Linked DNA regions of Mus musculus: region 2 is linked to region 1. Evidence: chromatin loops called from intact Hi-C (ENCODE). Cell type or tissue: heart. All regions are shown on one strand. Links, peaks and the distances in the headings refer to the core of each region. The heading gives the core; the rest is flanking DNA.

Region 1 (9,114 bases), core at 850-8,849:
CTTTTCTATAAAATGAATTGGACAAATCTTTAAGGTGGCTTTTAGCTCTAAAAAATAAGGTTCTGTAACAACATAGCAATAGAATTGAAGTCAATTTAGTCATGACAACTTTCACCAACCAATTTTTACTAGATTTCTAAAAAGATGAGACAGTATTAATCTTCAACCTACCCCAAAATATAAATTTAGTAATTACTCACTTAAGATTATAATGACTTACTCAGCCAGGAGTGGGGGGCGCACACCTTTGATCCCAGCACTCAGAAGGCAAAGTCAGGCTAGGCTACAAGGATAGATTCAGGACAGCCATGGTAGTTATACACAGAAACCCTCTCTTAAATATACACCATTGCTCACCCCAGAGACAGGATTTTACTGTGCCACTCTGGCTGTCCTGGCATTTACTGTGTAGATCAGGAGAGCTTCTGCTTGACAAATTGTGGGTTTTTGTTTTTTGTTTTTGTGAACTGTAGGAGTACTCTATTTGCACTTATGTTTACATGACAAAAGAGGGCATCAGATCCCATTATAGACAGTTGTAAGCCACCATGTGGTTGCTGGGAATTGAACTCAGAACTTCTGAAAAAATAGACAGTGCTCTTAACTGCTAAGCCATCTCTCCAGCTCCAACAAATTATATTCATAATCTGTATATAACACAAAATGTATTCTTATTCACGTAAGTATCCTAAGGTAAAATCTATCATTTAACACAACACAACAACACTCATGATTCTATTCTCACCCAGGAAAAGGCCTTCACAACTCAACCTTTTCAAATATCATACACCATGGTGGGGGGGGGGGGGGGTTGTTGCACAGAGAGTTGAGAACCAATCACATGTCATAGTTTTTCCCTTTGGCAAGGTGAATTCAAAACAAAGTAAACTTGTATAGTGGCACACTCCTTTAATGCCAGCACTCAGAAAACAGGGGCAGGTGATCTGTGAGTTCCAGACCAGGCTTGGCTAGATAACAAATTCCAGAATGACCAGAGCTACATATAGACCCTTGAAACAACCTTGTTCTTAAATTAAGCATCGTAGTTTTTTGGTTTTTTTTTTTTTTCTAAGACAAGAATATAAAACGTAGTAACTTTAGCCTCTGTGCTGGGAATGAATGGATCTTGCAAAACAATTAAGAAGCTAACTCACCCCAAAACCTGAAATGTTAAAAAAAAAAAAAAAACCAATTATTTTTATCTATTAAATTGTTTTAAGAATGAGTATTTATTAAAGCATTTAACACAAGCCCTGTACAACAGTTGCATCAAAAATTCTAAGAAACACACTGCGGGCCTAGAAAGGTTACCCTCACTATCTAATGAATATTAATTACAAAGACATAAAGTACATAGCCTTTAGCAATGGTTCTCAACCTCCCTAAGGCTATGATGACCTGTTAATATGGTTCCTTATGTTGTAGTGACTCCCAATCACAAAATTAATTTGTTACTACTTCATTTAATAATTGTAATGTAATATCTGTATTTTCAAATGGTCTTAGGTGACCCCACCCACCCTCTAGAGGAGTCATGACCCACAGGTTGAGAGCCACTGCTTTAGGGTCTGGATAAAAAAATATATATACATTTCCCAATCAGTTTGTTTCAGTTAAGGATTTTTAAAGCAAAGAGAACACTAGCTAACCTTTCACCTAGTAGAGTTGTCAGTCATTTTAAATGCCACCTATTAAAAACATCCTTTACATCAAAACTGATTATATCTTGCACTATCAAATAAGTATCTCTTAAACTGCAGACTGTTTCCAAATATCATCTTATATAGCCTAAAGCCCTTTTCTGTACTGAAAGTACTGCTCAAAAAAACTAGGTAATAAGTCCTACAACTCAGTATTATTTGTATTTTAATTGCTAAGTAAGGCGCTAACATTTACAATTGATTTTAAACTTCAAAAAACGACCAAGCCATATATTTCTGTTGCAGGATATTTGATCATTCTGTGAACCCCACCAATGGGAAGTTTGCATTCTCACTGCAGAAATTAACAAATGAATAAAAAAACTGTTTTCTTAAATAAAATACAATTGTATTGGGTCTCTGCCTTAAAGTGGTATACTACATTAGCTACTAGTAACTTTTGTTAGAATGCCTTCTTGGTCTAGCAGGCTGTAGTATGAAAAGGTAAGAATCAAATATGACCATTACATTGGAGTTTCTAAAGAAGTATTAAAACTGATTCATAGAGCAAATCCTCTTTTTTTTTTTTTTTTTACAAATGCTCAGTCCTACTGAAAACCTCTCACGGGTCAAATCATCCAGTCATAGAGAAATAAATGAAAACCAGATGTGCTCATATTAATGCAAAGTCCAATGCCTTGAGCATCTTCAAAGTAACTGTAGCTTCTTTAACAGTCATTAAGATCCAATATAATCACTGGTCAGTGGTGGCGCACACACCTTTAATCCCAGCACTTGGGAGACAGAGGCAGGTGGATTTCTGAGTTCAAGGCCAGCCTGGTCTACAGAGTGCACTCCAGGACAGCCAGGGCTACACAGAGAAAGCCTGTCTCAAAAAAAAAAAAAAAAAGAGAGAGAGAGAGACAAAACAAAAACAAAAAAGATCCATTATCAGCAGTCTAGTGAGGGAGCAGCTCAGCCCAGCCTGTGTTTATAACCCCATCTTCTCACTGTTTCTTCAGCAATCAAAACACTGACAACAGAAATGATGAAAACATTTTCATGTAACTGTGTTGTTACATCATAAGATACTATTATCTGAGTCAATCTTCATATCAATCATGAATCTTGGAAAAAAACGTATCTCTGAGTAGTCCTGGCTGTCCTTAACTGGCTCTGTAGACCAGGCTGGCCTCACACTTGAGATCCACCTGAATGCAGGAACTAAAGGAGTGTACCACCATGGCCCAGGTGATGACATTACTCTTACCTATAGCTAGAGAGAACAAGTGGCCAGTTATGGTTCAAGTCTCCATGGGGATAACCTCATTTTCTGTGTCTTGTTTTAAAATGCCCTTAAACACTTCAATCTGTCACCTCACAAATATAATGACTGCTACTCAACATTGCTCTTTAATAAACATATTTGAAGAATTTGCAACCACTAACATTGATACCTCAAATCATTAAAGCTCATGTCGGATCCTATTCTACAAGAAACTGAGTTCCCAGAAATTCCAAAAATTAAACCGTTTGGAGCAACAGCCTAACAACACTGCTTTATTGCATTAGGAAAATTTAAAGATACCCAAGTTAAACTCAATTTCACACAGGGTACCAAACACACGCAAGTATCAGAAAATGCTAGCAGGGTGTGGTGGCGCAAGCCTTTAGTCCCAGCACTTGGGAGGCAGAGGCAGGAGGATTTCTGAGTTAGAGGCGCCAGCCTGGTCTTCAGAGTGAGTTCCAGGACAGCCAGGGGTACACAGAGAAACCCTGTCTCAAAAAGAAAAAAAAGAAAAAAAAAGGAAATGCTGGCATGAAATTCCATATTTGAATGTAGCTTACAGTGCTTTCACTATTTTAATATTTCCTCTTTTCACTATTTAATAATTTAATACATTAAAATTTCTTATCAAAATAGCTAAAGTTTCATATCTTGTTCATGTATATTCACAATTTCAAATAAAGTCTGGGAAGTTTTAGTAATATGGCCACTCTTCAACACTGAAACAGAAAAAGTACAAAGGTGAATGTTTCAAACTCACTACTAAAAATGGGAAATCAGCAGATAAACCACAAGATTAAGATGTAAATAGCCTGGATTTTTCCAACTTACCTCCTACAGCTCAGATTTTTAGCCAATATCCTATCTCACTAATCTCCTCTAACTAGTTAAACAACTAACTAAACATCTTCATGGGAATTTTTCAAAATTTTAAAATATGCCCCGGCAGGCATAAGTTATCAAAAGTTACATTATACTTAATGTAAAAGGGCAAGTTAGAATAACAGTTCCAGGTAAATTGCCTCCATTTTCACTCTACCACCCCATGTTTGTCCCTTTCCACTACTTTTCTTAATCAGGGTAGAAATTTACTTCTACCCAGACTCTTCCTCTAAACTGTGTTGGTATACGGTCCTACACTAAACGCATAAAACAAAAAAGCCGGTTTAAGTAATCTAACAGTATGGTCCAGAATGGCTAAATATTAAAGCCAAAACAGTGTGGGTGTGGCTCGACTTTTTGGGAGGGGGGGCTAGGCGGGGCTGCTGCCTGGTCTCTGCCCTCCCCCTCTGCTTTCGCTTTGTGCTCACAATGCAGCTCCTGTACAGCGCTTCCCTCTCCCGCAGCCGCCGCCATGTTAGACACTCCATGTGCCCAGAGACCCAGAGGCAGTCTCCAGTCTAAACTAGATCCACCTCCGAAAGATCAAGGAAATCTCCCTGACCCTTTAGAATGCTGAAGCGGTAAAAAATAATAAATTAAAAAGAAAAGGTCATGGCAAAAAACAACAACAAAAAACACTCATTTAAAAACTACCTCGTGACTAGGCTGGGCGTGAGGTTCCAAGCACCCAGACAATCGAAACAAAGGGGGAAACGTAGGGAGCCCATCGGAAGGGGGCGGGGGTACCCAAGCAAAGGCCCGCTTAACTAGGACTTGACGGGACTGCAACCCTAGTTCAGGTCTAGACACATATCTTTTCTTGGGAAGAGAGCCATTCCACCAGCCCCCAGCCTAGGTACCAAAGGCAAACGCCACAGTTACAAGGCATGGACCGCTCAACTCCACGAGCAATCGGGCCGGGCACACTGTTTCTTCCCCTTGGCCTCCTTCAAAAGTCAGGCCTCAGTTTGGGAGCATACCCAGCAACGGGCCCACCACCCAAGCAACCGGTCACCAGGCGGAAAGGCCCCGCTCAGCCTGATGTGAGTAACCGAGGCCTAGAGGCAGCGCCGCGTTGGGGTCAGGTGACAGGCACCTCCCCGAGGCGCCCGTTTTCTGGGCAAGGAGCACCATCCACCGCCGGGACCGGTGTAGGGCTGGAGCCACGAGCCCTCCCTCTCCACTAACTCCTCGCACCTTTTTCTTCTCCAGGTTCCGAAGTTTCTTGTCGATTACGCCGAGAATCTGCTTCATGGCCTCGGTCTGGACGGCGCCGGTGCCGGTTGCCGGATGCTGAGAAGCCGGCGCAGCTGCCCCGGCCGCCGCCTCACTCCCGGAGGAACCGGACGGCGGCGGCGGTCCCGACGATTTGCTGCCGCTTCCGCTGTGGCTGGTGGCCGAGGGCATCTTTAGACCGAGAAGAGAGGAGAGGAAAAAAGCGGGAGGGAAGGACAAGACCAGCAAGTCAGGAGACGGACGGGGAGAGACGCGGGACAAAACGCGCAGCGGGCGGGCGGGCAGGCGGCTACGCGCGCGCGCGGTGGGGGGAGGGGGCGGCGCGCGCCGCCGGCAGGAAGGGGCCCACGGGCACGCGCGCGACCCGCCAGCGGGGCGCCGGGCCGCCCGCCCCTCCCCCCTCCCCGGGGCACCAAGCTCGCGCCGGGGGCGGGGCCTGGCACGGCCGCCGTCAACCGCCAGGGCAACGGTCCCCATCGGGGCAAGTGGCACCCGTTGCCTTGCGAGAACGAGAGGGACAAAGGTCAGGGCCAGGGGTGGAGAAGGGCACTTGGAGTGACCGGGTTGGGGGTGGGGGTGGGGAGGCCCTGAGCGAGCCCTCCCAGCCGCTCGGACCGCTCCGAAGGTAAAAAGGACACCCAGGTACAGCGGCCTTCTTCCCCTTCGGCGCCTTTGATCCGGGATGGCGCTCACCGTGCGCGCGCGGAGCCGCTGGACGTCTGGAGTGGGCAGCCGAGGGGGGCAAGGGTGGTGCTGCGTTGAGAACAGAGACGTGCGCTCCGTGGGCGCAGGCCGCTTCGCCCTGTCCCCGCGGCTCTGAGCTGCTCCTAGTGGGACAAGAGCCGGCGCGGGAGGGACTTAGCCAGCCAGCGCTCTGCAACGAGGGGGGGCGGGAGCAATAGGGAGCGAGGGCCTTCAAGCCGGTGAGGCTGCCCGACTGGAATGCCTGTCGAAAAAAGGTCACCGGACCGCGCCTCCCGTCGGGCCGTGTCCTCGGCGCCAGGTTCCTGTCCCTTTGCATATCTGGAAAGTACCCTCACGGAGACCGTTATCCCAGATCCTTGAGTTTTGAGTGAAACCTAAGCTGGGGTCCTTCAGGCGAAATCTCTTGACATCCTAACGGGGACAATGGGTGTCAAGCCTCAGGCTCTGGAGCTGAGGACTGCCCCTTGTAGAGCCCTTATTTGGTGGGAGTGGGGGTTGGAGGGGCAAAGGTTTCTGCAAGTAAGGGGTGCGTGGGGTGGGTGGTGCAATCCCAGCTTCTAGAATTCCTTCTGTATGGAGAGCATGCAAACTCACCCTAAAAGGTCTGAGAAAAGGCAACTTGCCACATAATAATTATACAATAACCTAGGCATGGAGAATGAACATCCTTCATGGCTTTTTGATCTCCTTAATTACCCCAGTCATGTTAAAAACCCGTCTTCTCCTACCCTGAGATAGATAAGTACGCCCTATCAGGAATTACTTATCTTTACCCGATTTGTTTAAGATTTTACCCAAAACTTTAAAGACTATGCAAGATGCCGGGAGGGGGTGCGAGGGGGGCACTTTTTTGTCCAGGAGAATTATTTGGGGGGCGGGGGGGTGGTCAAAGAGGGTGGATAACGAGTAAAAGGAAAAAATGAGTGATCTAGAGAAAGGTACTAAAAGGAATATGATCCGTGGAAAATTCAGCAACATGATGTATGAGAGCAGTAAATGACCAATTTATAATTTAAAATCCATGAAAAGGAAATTTAGAAGAGGGTTCTATCAAAGAATTAAAATGACTAACACTGGCTGGCACCAGTATATCCTGAGGGAGCCTGGAGAAACAGCAGCACCCCGTGGCCTTGAGATACTCACTCCACTTAACTGTAAAGTCTGTAATCTGTGCTTTTAAGTATTTATCGAGCACCTTATGGCATGCTAGGAAATCTGCAGTGCTAGAGATGGTGAACAAAACAGCTTTTTTTTTTTCACAGTGTTTGTATTGGGAGGTATGCACAAAAATAACAAACCAAAGGAAGAAAAAAAGGTGATGGGGAATGAAAACCTTCCTGGGTACTTCTGAGCCAGGACTGGAGGAAGCAAAGAGAGCTTAGAGGAGGACCTTTCTAGTAAAAGAAACACCATTGAGCAAGATCTGAGAGGAGCTTGGTTAGTGCTCCTGCCTTTAATCCAAGCACTGGAGAGGCAGAGACAGGCAGGCCTCTTAAGCTCAAGACTACTAGACTAGCCTAGTCTACCTAGTAAGTTCCAGACTGAACAAGAGTGACATAGGAGAATATGGCAAAACCTTAATGTGTTTCACAGTGGCTAGAAAGAGTAAGAAAGAAAGCCATAAGCCGGGCAGTGGTGGCGCACACCTTTAATCCCAGCACTTGGGAGGCAGAGGCAGGCAGATATTCTGAATTCAAGGCCAACCTGGTCTACAGAGTAAGTTCCAGGACAGCCAGGGCTGCACAGAGAAACCCTGTCTCGAAAAACCAAAAATAAAAAAGAAAGCCATAAAGGGGCCTGGCTTCGATATTTGCTGAGTGACATAGGGAATGTTAATTTCATCAAATGTGGTTTAAATCACTCTTACTGTCATGGCAGTGCAGGCCTTTAATCCCAGCACTGGGGAGGCAGGTGGATCTCTGAGTTTGAGGCCAGCCTGGTCTACCCAGAGAGTTCCAGGACAGCCAGGGCTATTACACAGAGAAACCCAGTCTCAGAAAGCCAAAAAGTAAATTTTTAAAACCACCCTTACTGCTGTATAAAGAGTTGTCAAGAAATGTGTACTAGAGATGAGAGGCTAAAATAAAACCAGAAGCCGAGAGACCAAGGAACAGACTGTGGGAATGAGCCAGCCCACTGTAGTACAGTGAAGCAGAAGCAATGCAGGCAGGCGGATTCATTGTACATTGTAACTGTAGAGCAGTGAAAGATGGTAACCAGGGTCAGATTCAGTTTACATTGCAACAAGAGCCAAAAGATTTGCTAGCCAGCTGTGTGTCAGGTATGAGAAGGGTAAAAGTCAACCTAAGAAATGATTTAAGTAAACTATTTAGCCCTATGATAAAAATATTCTGACTAGAGAGGATTATGATCCTACTTGTAACTTCAAATATAAACCAACCAATGTCATATCACTATCTCTGACCTCCAAGCCAAACCAACTGAATTTGCCTGCATTTTTACCAAATCTTGAGAATTTTGGAGAGTTTTGAAAAATTGCTTGATTCAGCACAACTTGACCAATGTCTTTGAGACCAGATATTGAAACCATTGTCTTCTCTATCCTTTGACTTAATGTCTTCTGAGTTATCTCTCCCTGTAAGGGAAACTATTTTGGCTAGGTTGACTGGCCAGAGAGCTTTGAAGATCCTCCTGACTTTGACCCTAATGTTGGGGTCACAGACACAAATAGCCATGCTCAACTTTTTCATGGGTTCTGGGACTCAGCCCAGTCCTCATGCTAACAGAGTGTTTCTACCCATTAAGCTATCTCCCAGGTCTGTATGTTTTTATAAAGATTTATTGAAACATCTGCCTCCATGGTTTTTGTTTTTGTTTTGTTTTGTTTTGTTTTGTTTTTAAAGACAGGGTTTCTCTGTGCAGCCCTGGCTGTCCTGGAACTCACTCTGTAGACCAGGCTGGCCTCGAACTCAGAAATCCTCCTGCCTCTGCCTCCCAAGTGCTGGGATTAAAGGCATGCACCACCACTGCCCAGCTCCATGTACTTTCTATGGAGACTTTTATGCAACAGCAAATCAGAGTTAAGTCACTGTGACAGAGTACACATCTAAAATACAAGCCAGTGAAATGTCTCACTAAGAAAAAGCACTTGCACAAGCCTCACAACCCATGTTTGACCTCCAGGAACCACGTGGTAGACTGAGAAAATGGACTCCAAGTTATTTTCTAGACTTGCTATGCTTTCGGTGGAATGTGCATGCCCACAAATGCTCTCCCAGCAAAAGTCATCTACATCTAAAATACTATCTCTCCCTCTTCTGTAACACAAGTATTCAAAGCCCTGCCTTAAACAGAAGGCTCTGCTTGTAGTCGTGCTCAGTAGACCAGACTGCCAGAGAGGCT
Region 2 (9,114 bases), core at 381-8,380, 52 kb after region 1:
AGCCTAAGATGGCTTCAAACCAAGATCCTTTGGACCCAGGCCCCTGAGTGCTGGGATTTGGGATTATAAACATAGATAACTATATCCAGACTATATTCCATCTTTACTCTTACATTGGCTACTTCATAAATGTGCAAGTTTCTTAACCAATTTTTTCCAATTTTTTATTAGGTATTTTCTTCATTTACATTTCAAATGCTATCCCCTATACCCTCCCCACTACTGCTCCCCTACCCACCCACTCCCACTTCTTGGCCCTGGTGTTCCCCTGTACTGGGGCATATAAAGTTTGTAAGACCAAGGGGCCTCTCTGCCCAATAATGGCCGACTAGGCCATCTTCTGCTACATATGCAGCTAGAGACACGAGCTCTGGGGGTACTGGTTAGTGCATATTGTTCCACCTATAGGGTTGCAGATCCCTTTAGCTGCTTGGGTGCTTTCTCTAGCTCCTCCATTGGGGGCCCTGTGTTCCATCCAATAGCTGACTGTGAGCATCCACTTCTGTGTTTGCCAGGCACTGGCATAGCCTCACAAGAGACAGCTATATCGCTGGGTGGTGGTGGCCCATGCCTTTAATCCCAGCACTTGGGAGGCAGAGGCAGGCGAATTTCTGAGTTCGAGGCCAGCCTGGACTACAGAGTGAGTTCTAGGACAGCCAGGGCTACACAGAGAAACCCTGTCTCAAAAAACCAAAATAAGAGAGAGAGAGAGAGAGAGAGAGAGACAGACAGACAGACAGAGAGACAGCTATATCAGGGTCCTTTCAGCAAAATCTTGCTGGCCTATGCAATAGTGTCTGTCTTAACCAAATTTAATGTTAGCAAACAGCATTATCTTCCTTAAAGCATAATAAAGGCCTTAAAACTCTTCAACTGCAATCACCTTTTCTCAAGTATTTGTTGCTTAGTATTATCACTTTGTTGCAGTGGTGGTTTTGTTTGTTTGTTTTTGAGACAGGGTTGCTCTATGTAACCCTGGCTGTCTTGGAACTCACTCTGTAGACCTGGCTGGCCTCAAACTCAAAGATCCCAGCGGTGGGATCAAAGATGTGGGCCACCATGTCCAGGCTCTCCCTGACACTATTATTTCTAATTTATAAACAACTTTGAGCCACAAAGAGCGGTGTATCCTCAAAGCCTCCCTCAATAGTCAGCTGGTTTTGCTCTTACGTCTGTTGTGTCCTGAACATTAACTCTTTGTGTACTGTGTTAGTCGAGTGCTTGGACACTTCCTGAAGGCTGATAGCCTTTTGCTGATACTGTTGGCTCTTGACTGACAGGTTGGGAGCACCAATGGCGGCCAGTGCCCTATGGGGGTGGGGGTGGGTTCCTGCCCCCAGGGCAGGGTCCTACTCCCTGTTAGATTGCTATGCAGGCTCCTGAAGATGCAATATGCAGGTACATTTCCTGCAGAATTGCTGTAGCTCCTGCTGTCCTTTGGTCTGTGCATAGCTGAGTCTGGGGAAGGGGCATTTGATAAGGGCAGCTGCAGAGGCTGGGCGAGAGTCCTGGTCTGCATGGAGATTGAGTGCTCTGTATAGACTTGGATGTGTTTCTCACAGGACTCTCACCTGTTTATTACATTCCCTTTTTTAGAAGCATTTGAGTAAGTTGCAGTAAATGGATGATGTCATCCTTGAGGTTTCATATTTGAAATTTCAGCCCACATTGTCTGCCTGCCTGTGTGGTCTTTGATTTGGGCTGGTTTTATGGCTAAGGTTGGGACTGAAAGCATATAGATTTCTAGCCTGCTGCTTCAGCCTTCCAATCATGTCTCTCACTAATAAGGCTGAGCTCCCAAGGGAAGTAGTTTGTGGGTAGCTTCCACCACCTATTGGTATCCTAAGAAAACTAACAAGGCCCACTGGAGGCGAAGAGTATCAAAGTGCCATCTCTGATCCTGAAAGCAAGCCCAGTTCTCAGGTGGGGAACAAAGGGTACATTGGAGGATGGAATGATGGTGGGGTGGCTCGGCTAAACAAACACTCCTGCACCAGCGGTCATTGCCTCCTCATGCAAAGGGAGGACCAGTAGGGAAAATAGCACAGACTACACCAAGCAGGTAAGAGATGAGAGAGGGAAATATGTAGTTCAAAAGCTCCGGGGAAACCATGTGGCCTTCTGCTGATGCTAAAAAGCAACTCTGTAGTAAATGGAACACAGCAACCATCAACTTCTCTTCCCCTCCTCACTTTAAAAACATGGTGGCACACACCTTTAATCCCAGCACTCAGGAGGCAGAGGCAGGCAGGTCTCTGAGTTCCAGGCCAGCCTGGTCTACAGAGTGAGTTCCAGGACAGTCAGGGTATACAGAGATTCTTTATTGGATACAGCCAATAAAGGTCTGCTGGCCTTGATTCCAGAATGTAGGAGGCAGAGGCAAGTGGATCTCTCTGAGCTTAAGGGTAGCCTGGTTGTCATAGCAAGCTCCAGGCCAGCCAAGGATACAAACAAGTAAACCTCACAACATTGTAAGTGGATCTGAGGCCAGGTTGGCTTTGGTATCACTCTGTATTGATTTAAAGTGGGTTGAAATTTGTAATCAAGTGGTTCAAAGGCTAAAAGTGTGTTGCAAGCTATTTGTACCAGGTCATCCTCCTCCACCCTGCCCCTCTGAACCAGCGAGAAGGACAAATCTCACTCCTTAAATTTGTTGTGGAGTTCTGCAAGAAACACAGTTGATACTGTTTTAAAAATAGGATGCCTATGCTCTCTCACAAGTCTGTCTGGAACATTTTGTGGTAATCACTTTCAAGGACTATAGACTGTTGCATGATATTTGATCATACTGTGAACCCAGAGGTTGTTGTTATTTACTGGAAAAAAAAAAAAAAGACCTGTTTCTAGTTGTGGCAAGGTTCAGCCCTTAGCACACACCTTTAATCCTGCCCCCGCCCCCACCCCCAGCTAGAATATACACACACACACATCCTTAGTACACACCTTTAATGACAAATAATGAAGTTAAAGTTAGTTTGTAGAAGGAAGCATCCAGTGATGTCTAATTGAGTGGCAGACAAAGTGACAAATCAGAGAAAGATTTGACAGAATAGGATACGCCCAACTCTCACAAAAGAGTGGAAAGGGAAGCTACTTGAGGGGCAGTGCAGAGAGAGGGAGGAGGCAGTCTTACCAGTAGAGTTTTACAGAGACAGGTTGAAGAGAGAACAAGCTAGACACAGGCAAAGACAGAACAAACCAGAGAATGAGAAGGAGCCAGAAGATTAGAACACATTGACAAAGTTAGTATGAGGCCAAGCAGAGCAATTCAGTGAGAAACTAAGAGAAGCCAGATTGAATCAGTCAACTTAGAGAGGAGTTTGAGTTGAACCAGCCAGCCAGAGTTCAAAAAGAACTAGAGTGAGCATATTCAATAGCAACTCTCAGAGGCTGAAAATATTCTAGGCTTAGATGATACTGTACAGAGTCTAGAAGGTTTCAGAACTAGGACCAGGTTAGCAGACGGAGGCAGTGAGCCTCTGAGACAATTACCAACAGGAGAATAAAAGTTACTTTAACAGTAGACTGGACTTCAGCTTCTCATGTTTCACTCCACCTCCTACCTCTCCTGGAGATTCCTTCTTCCTTGTTTTTCTCGTGTCTTGTCTCCCTTGGCTTTCCTGGACAGTGGTCATGCCAGGCACAGCTCTCTGCCTGAGGACATGAATTCTACTTGTTTTCTGACTGCGTTGCCAGTGTAGCTTAGGCCTCTCTGCCTCAACTTCGTCCCTTGGACAGTCTGCCACAGGCCCATCCACTCCAATGCAATACAATCGCCTTAAGTGTCTGACATGTGTGATCAGTGTCTGTGTGACCCCACACCAGTCATGCATATACACCAGGGTTGCAAATATAAGCCAAGTAAATAGAACTCTTTTTTTAAAGTTTACTAAATAGTGTTTATTTATTGCATGTGTATATGCATGTATGTGTTCACATGATACAACACACTAGTGATGGCCAGAGGACAACTTCTTGTGTGTGGGTCCCAGGAATCCAACGGGCCATCATGCTTGATGGCTGGTGCCTTTACTTTCTGAGCCATCTTGCTGGTCTCATCAAGAGAGGTTTGAGAGATGAGGCAGGAGTCCAGCTTAGATGTGCCTGTGGTGCCAGTGTAGTCGCAGTGAGACAACCTTCTCAGACGCTGAAGAGGGTATTAGAGGTGGCCTCATGAGTAAGGTGAAGACTTACCTGAATCTAAAAGAATGTGTAGGAGTTTCCATAATCTCCCACCAGCCGGGTTGCTATGGTTGCAGATAGAGTAGGCAACTCAAACTCAAAGAGTAGGAGGGCAAGGAGGGGTGAGGAAGTGCAAGGGAGTTTTGTATTCTCGGTCTACACAACTCCTGGAGGGGAAGTTCTAGTTTTCACTAGCTTCTTCCACTAGCAGGGAGAAACTGTTTACATTTCACAAGAGGATATTATGATGTGAGTAGTTACTATTTCCCATAGTAATTACTATGCATCAAAGGTAGTTGCTTTGGGTCAGTGGTATTGCCTGCAGGGATTCCTTCTTGCTGGACAGTCCTCTCTCTGTTCCCAGACTGCATTGTTCAAGGCTCCCCCTGCTGGTTGTAATTGGAAATTCAGAAGTCTGTTTCTCTTTGTCCACAGGACTGCATCCATCTGTCTTATCTTTTAGGTACCCTAGAACCTAGAGGCAGGAATAGGTGTTCTAAGGTAGTCAAGCTCAGGCTGGTTTGGTTCTGTTTTGCTGGGTGGACAGCAGTGAAGGGCATGGAGTGTGGAGGAAGCTGGTCATGCCAGAAAGTAGCCGCGTTCAGGCCCCAGGCTCCTGTTCACGGCTCATCCAGTAACCATAGTTGGTAGTAGAATCTGCTGCAGAAGTAGGTGGGAGACTCCAAGGGTGGTCCCCGCCTCCCTCAGGCCACACCCATCGAGTGGACCCACAATAGTGATTCACATTTTATTCCCTCATGGAGTCATGGCCTCAGGAAGCCAGGCTGCTCCAGGATGGGGATTCGGTCCGCATTTCTCTTCCCAATGCACCAAATGGCAGCATCAGTTACTGATACGCAGCCCAGGGCTTGGCTGGCAGGAGTCACTGCCCAGCAGCAGAGGCAGGTCCCGGCTCATCAGCTCTCTAGCAGTTCTTCAAGAGAAGTTGTTGCTTCAAGTGTGTTCTGTTGAGAGCCTTTTGTCCCTGCTAAGGAGCTGGGGCCCTGGGGTTTATGTTTTTTTGTTTTTTGTTTTGTAACCATCGTCTTATTTATTAAATGCACTGGCTGTCTTATTGAGGGTCACTACTGCTGAGATGAAACACCATGACCAAAAGCAACGTGGGCAGGAAAGGGTTTATTTGGCTAACATATTCTGAGTCACAGTTCATTGAGGGACGCCAAGGGAAGAACTCAAACCAGGTAGGACCTGGAGGCAGGAGCTGATTCAAATGCCGTGGAGGGGTGCAGCTTCCTGGCTTGCTCCACATGGCTTGCTCAGCTTGCTTTCTTATAGAACCCAGGGCCACGAGCCCAGGGATGGCCCCACCCACAATGGGCTGAGTTCTTCCCAATCACCAACTAAGAAAATGCTCCGCAGGCTTGCCTACTGTCCAGTCTTATGGAGACATTTTTTCATTTGCAGATCCATCTTTTCAGATAACTCTATCCTTTGCCAAGTTGACAAAAAAAAAAAAAAAAAAAAAAAAAAAAAAGAAAGAAAAAACAAACTAGTCAGCACATCGACCTTCAGAGATAGGCCAAAGCCAATTTCACAGTGACCTTAGAGATAGGCCAGAGCCAATTCCACAGTGACCTTCAGAAACAGGCCCGAGCCAGTTCAGCACCCAGTATTTGAATGACCTAGAATCTCCAGGAACCACTTGTCCTTTTTGAGTAACTGTCAAGGCTAGCCATTGCAACCTGCATCTCCTTTACGTTCTTGGATCTATTGCTTTCTGCTTGTCTCTCGAGATACTTTCTGGGTTGCTCATATTCACCCTGGTATTTGTGTCTAGTTGCAGTCTCAGACAGGATGTTGGGAGCAGGGAAATGGGTCAATCTTTCTCTTTCCTGGGAGACTGCTGAGCTCCCTCTGCAAACCACCCCCCAACCTCCACCCCCGGATCCCTGTGTGCGTAGATAAGCTCCGGGGACAGGGAAGATGGTTCAGCTGTGAATCAAAATTAACCTCTCCTTCTCACTGTTAAATCTGTGAGGAGAAGTAACTAGAATAGAAGGTTGGTACTGAGGTCTAGGCATTCGCTGTGACAATCCTGGCCACATGACTTACAGCCCCGTGAGACTGGTCTGTGGAAGTTTGGGATTCTGTCATAAGCAGAGCTGAATGAACTGTTCCGGTGGGAGTTGGAAGAGCAGAATTCCAAGAGAAATGCAGATAATCAAAGCCTGGCTTGTGAGGTTCACAGGCAAACAGGGACTCTATCAGGAACTAGACTAGAGGCCATTTATGTGACAGTCTGGAGAAGAGCCTGGCTGTTCCCTGTCCTGGAAACTTGACTGAGGATAAATTAGAAATAGACTAGCTTGTTTGGTGAAGGAAATTTCATATAAGATAGTATGTAGGCTGTTTTGTGGCTATTAGTTATTGCTTTCATACAGGTCTACTGTGAGAAAGGACAGAGGGGAAGAAAAAAGATACACAAAATGTGCAGTTTGGCAAGAAAAAGTGTAAAGCAAGTTTAAAGTTACAGACTAAAGTTACAGGCAAGGCAGATTCAAGAGCAATGGTAGCCTGTGTCAGGTGGGTGAGATGGGCCAAGGTCATGAGAGCAATAGAGCTGGCCCTGAGCAGCTGCAGAACAAGCCCTGCGTCTTGCCTGGCCAGCAGAGCAGAGCTGGCCCAGAGGACATGAGATTGGGAGAGCTGCCTGTGCCCCTTGCTGACTGTGGCACTGGGTGAGCTCGCCAGGGCAGTGCTGGAACGCTCACCCTGGCAGTGAAGGCACAGGAGAGCTGGCAGACTGACCAACTCAGCTACTTCCCAGGCCCAGATCCAGGGCTGAGTCCATCCCCCTGATGCCCATCTATCCCATCTCCTGAAAGAGCCACTCCTGTCAATCCAAGGCTGCAGGGTATCCATAAGGAGTCCCCGTGAGGATTCAGTATTGATAGTGTAGAAGTCAGAGGTCTCAAAACAGACCAATGGCTCACTGCAATGAACTTTTACAAGTAAAAATGTTGGACAAAAGGGCGTGCTGTGTGACACACTACAGCTTCTACAACAAGATGCTTTTCCTGTTTGCTTTTATTCTATCTTAGTTTATTTTGCTGGAGCGGTTGCAAGGGCGAAGGATGGATAGGAAGGGACGGGGAGATGAGTGGGATTGGGGTGCATGATGTGAAACTCACAATGAATAAAATCTTAAAAAAAAAAAAACAGAGGTAGGGCTGGAGAGATGGCTCAGTGGTTAAGAGCACTGACTGCTCTTCTGAAGGTCCTGAGTTCAAATCCCAGCAACCACATGGTGGCTCACAACCATCTGCAATGAGATCTGATGCCCTCTTCTGGTGCATCTAAAGACAACTACAGTGTACTTAGATATAATAATAAATGAATCTTTGGGCCGGAGTGAGCGGGGTCGACTGGAGCAAGCAGAGGTCCTGAATTCAAATTCCCAGCAACCACATGATGGCTCACAACCATCATTACAGCTACAGTGCACTCATATACATAAATAAATAAATAAATCTTTTAAAAAGCGCAGTAATTTTTTTTAATTAGGTATTTTCCTCATTTACATTTTCAATGCTATCCCAAAGGTCCCCCATACCCACCCCCCCAACCCCCTACCCACCCACTCCCCCTTTTTGGCCCTGGCGTTCCCCTGTACTGGGGCATATAAAGTTTGCAAGTCCAATGGGCCTCTCTTTGCAGTGATGGCCGACTAGGCCATCTTTTGATACATATGCAGCTAAAGACAAGAGCTCCCGGGTACTGGTTAGTTCATATTGTTTTTCCACCTATAGGGTTGCAGTTCCCTATAGCTCCTTGGGTAAGATCTCTAGCTCCTCCATTAGGGGCCGTGTGACCCATCCAATAGCTGACTGTGATCATCCACTTCTGTGTTTGCTAGGCCCCGGCATAGTCTCACAAGAGAGAGCTATAACTGGGTCCTTTCAGCGAAATCTTGATAGTGTATGCAATGGTGTCAGCATTTGGAAGCTGATTATGGGATGGATCCCTGCATATGGCAGTCACTAGATGGTCCATCCTTTCGTCACAGCTCCAAATTTTGTCTCTGTAACTCCTTCTATGGGTGTTTTTTTCCCATTTCTAAGAAAGGGTAAAGTGTCACACTTTGGTCTTCGTTCTTCTTGAATTTCATGCGTTTGGCAAGTTGTATCTTATATCTTGGGTATCCTAAGTTTCTGGGCTATTATCCACTTATCAGTGAGTACATATTGTGCGAGTTCCTTTGTGATTGGGATACTTCACTCAGGATGATACCCTCCAGGTCCATTCATTTGCCTAGGAATTTCATAAATTCATTTTTTTAATAGCTGAGTAGTATTCCATTGTGTAAATGTACCACATTTTCTGTATCCATTCCTCTGTTGAGGGGCATCTGGGTTCTTTCCAGCTTCTGGCTATCATAAACAAGGCTGCTATGAACATAGTGGAGCATGTGTTCTTCTTACCGGTTGGGACATCTTCTGGATATATGCCCAGGAGAGGTATTGCAGGATCCTCCGGTAGTACTATGTCCAATCTTCTGAGGAACCGCCAGACTGATTTCCAGAGTGGTTGTACAAGCTTGCAATTCCACCAACAATGGAGGAGTGTTCCCCTTTCTCCACATCCTCGCCAACATCTGCTGTCACCTGAGTTTTTGATCTTAGCCATTCTGACTGGAGTGAAGTGGAATCTCAGTGTTGTTTTGATTTGCATTTCCCTGATGATTAAGGATGTTGAACATTTTTTCAGGTGTTTCTCTGCTATTCGGTATTCCTCAGGTGAGAATTCTTTGTTCAGCTCTGAGCCCCATTTTTTAATGGGGTTATTTGATTTTCTGGACTCCACCTTCTTGAGTTCTTTATATATATTGGATATTAGTCCCCTATCCGATTTGGGATAGGTAAATATCCTTTCCCAATCTGTTGGTGGCCTTTTTGTCTTATTGACGGTGTC

Evidence for each region. Peaks named below come from ENCODE experiments on the same cell type or tissue, not always from the same donor. Only the 100,000 strongest peaks of a DNase experiment are listed, where the experiment ranks them.
Region 2: it touches region 1 in a loop (3-fold over the local background); 13 of 42 quality-filtered maps call a loop at or near these places.

What each region holds. Positions count from the first base shown.
Region 1 is chr2:103,791,724-103,800,837 of GRCm38, forward strand. It overlaps Caprin1 (cell cycle associated protein 1), which reads right to left and starts at 5,917. Exons shown (of 19, transcript NM_016739.3): 1 at 5,740-5,917; 2 at 5,008-5,217. The coding sequence starts at 5,217. In heart, for the core only: CTCF peaks have their summits at 5,558 and 5,759; DNase peaks (open chromatin) are centred at 4,248, 4,758, 5,488 and 5,918; H3K4me3 peaks cover 4,339 bases; H3K27ac peaks cover 3,431 bases.
Region 2 is chr2:103,844,517-103,853,630 of GRCm38, forward strand. No RefSeq gene overlaps it. Among named protein-coding and RNA genes, the nearest start is that of 4930547E08Rik, 38 kb to the left of the region's middle. In heart, for the core only: CTCF peaks have their summits at 4,570 (motif pointing left) and 4,771; a DNase peak (open chromatin) is centred at 6,865.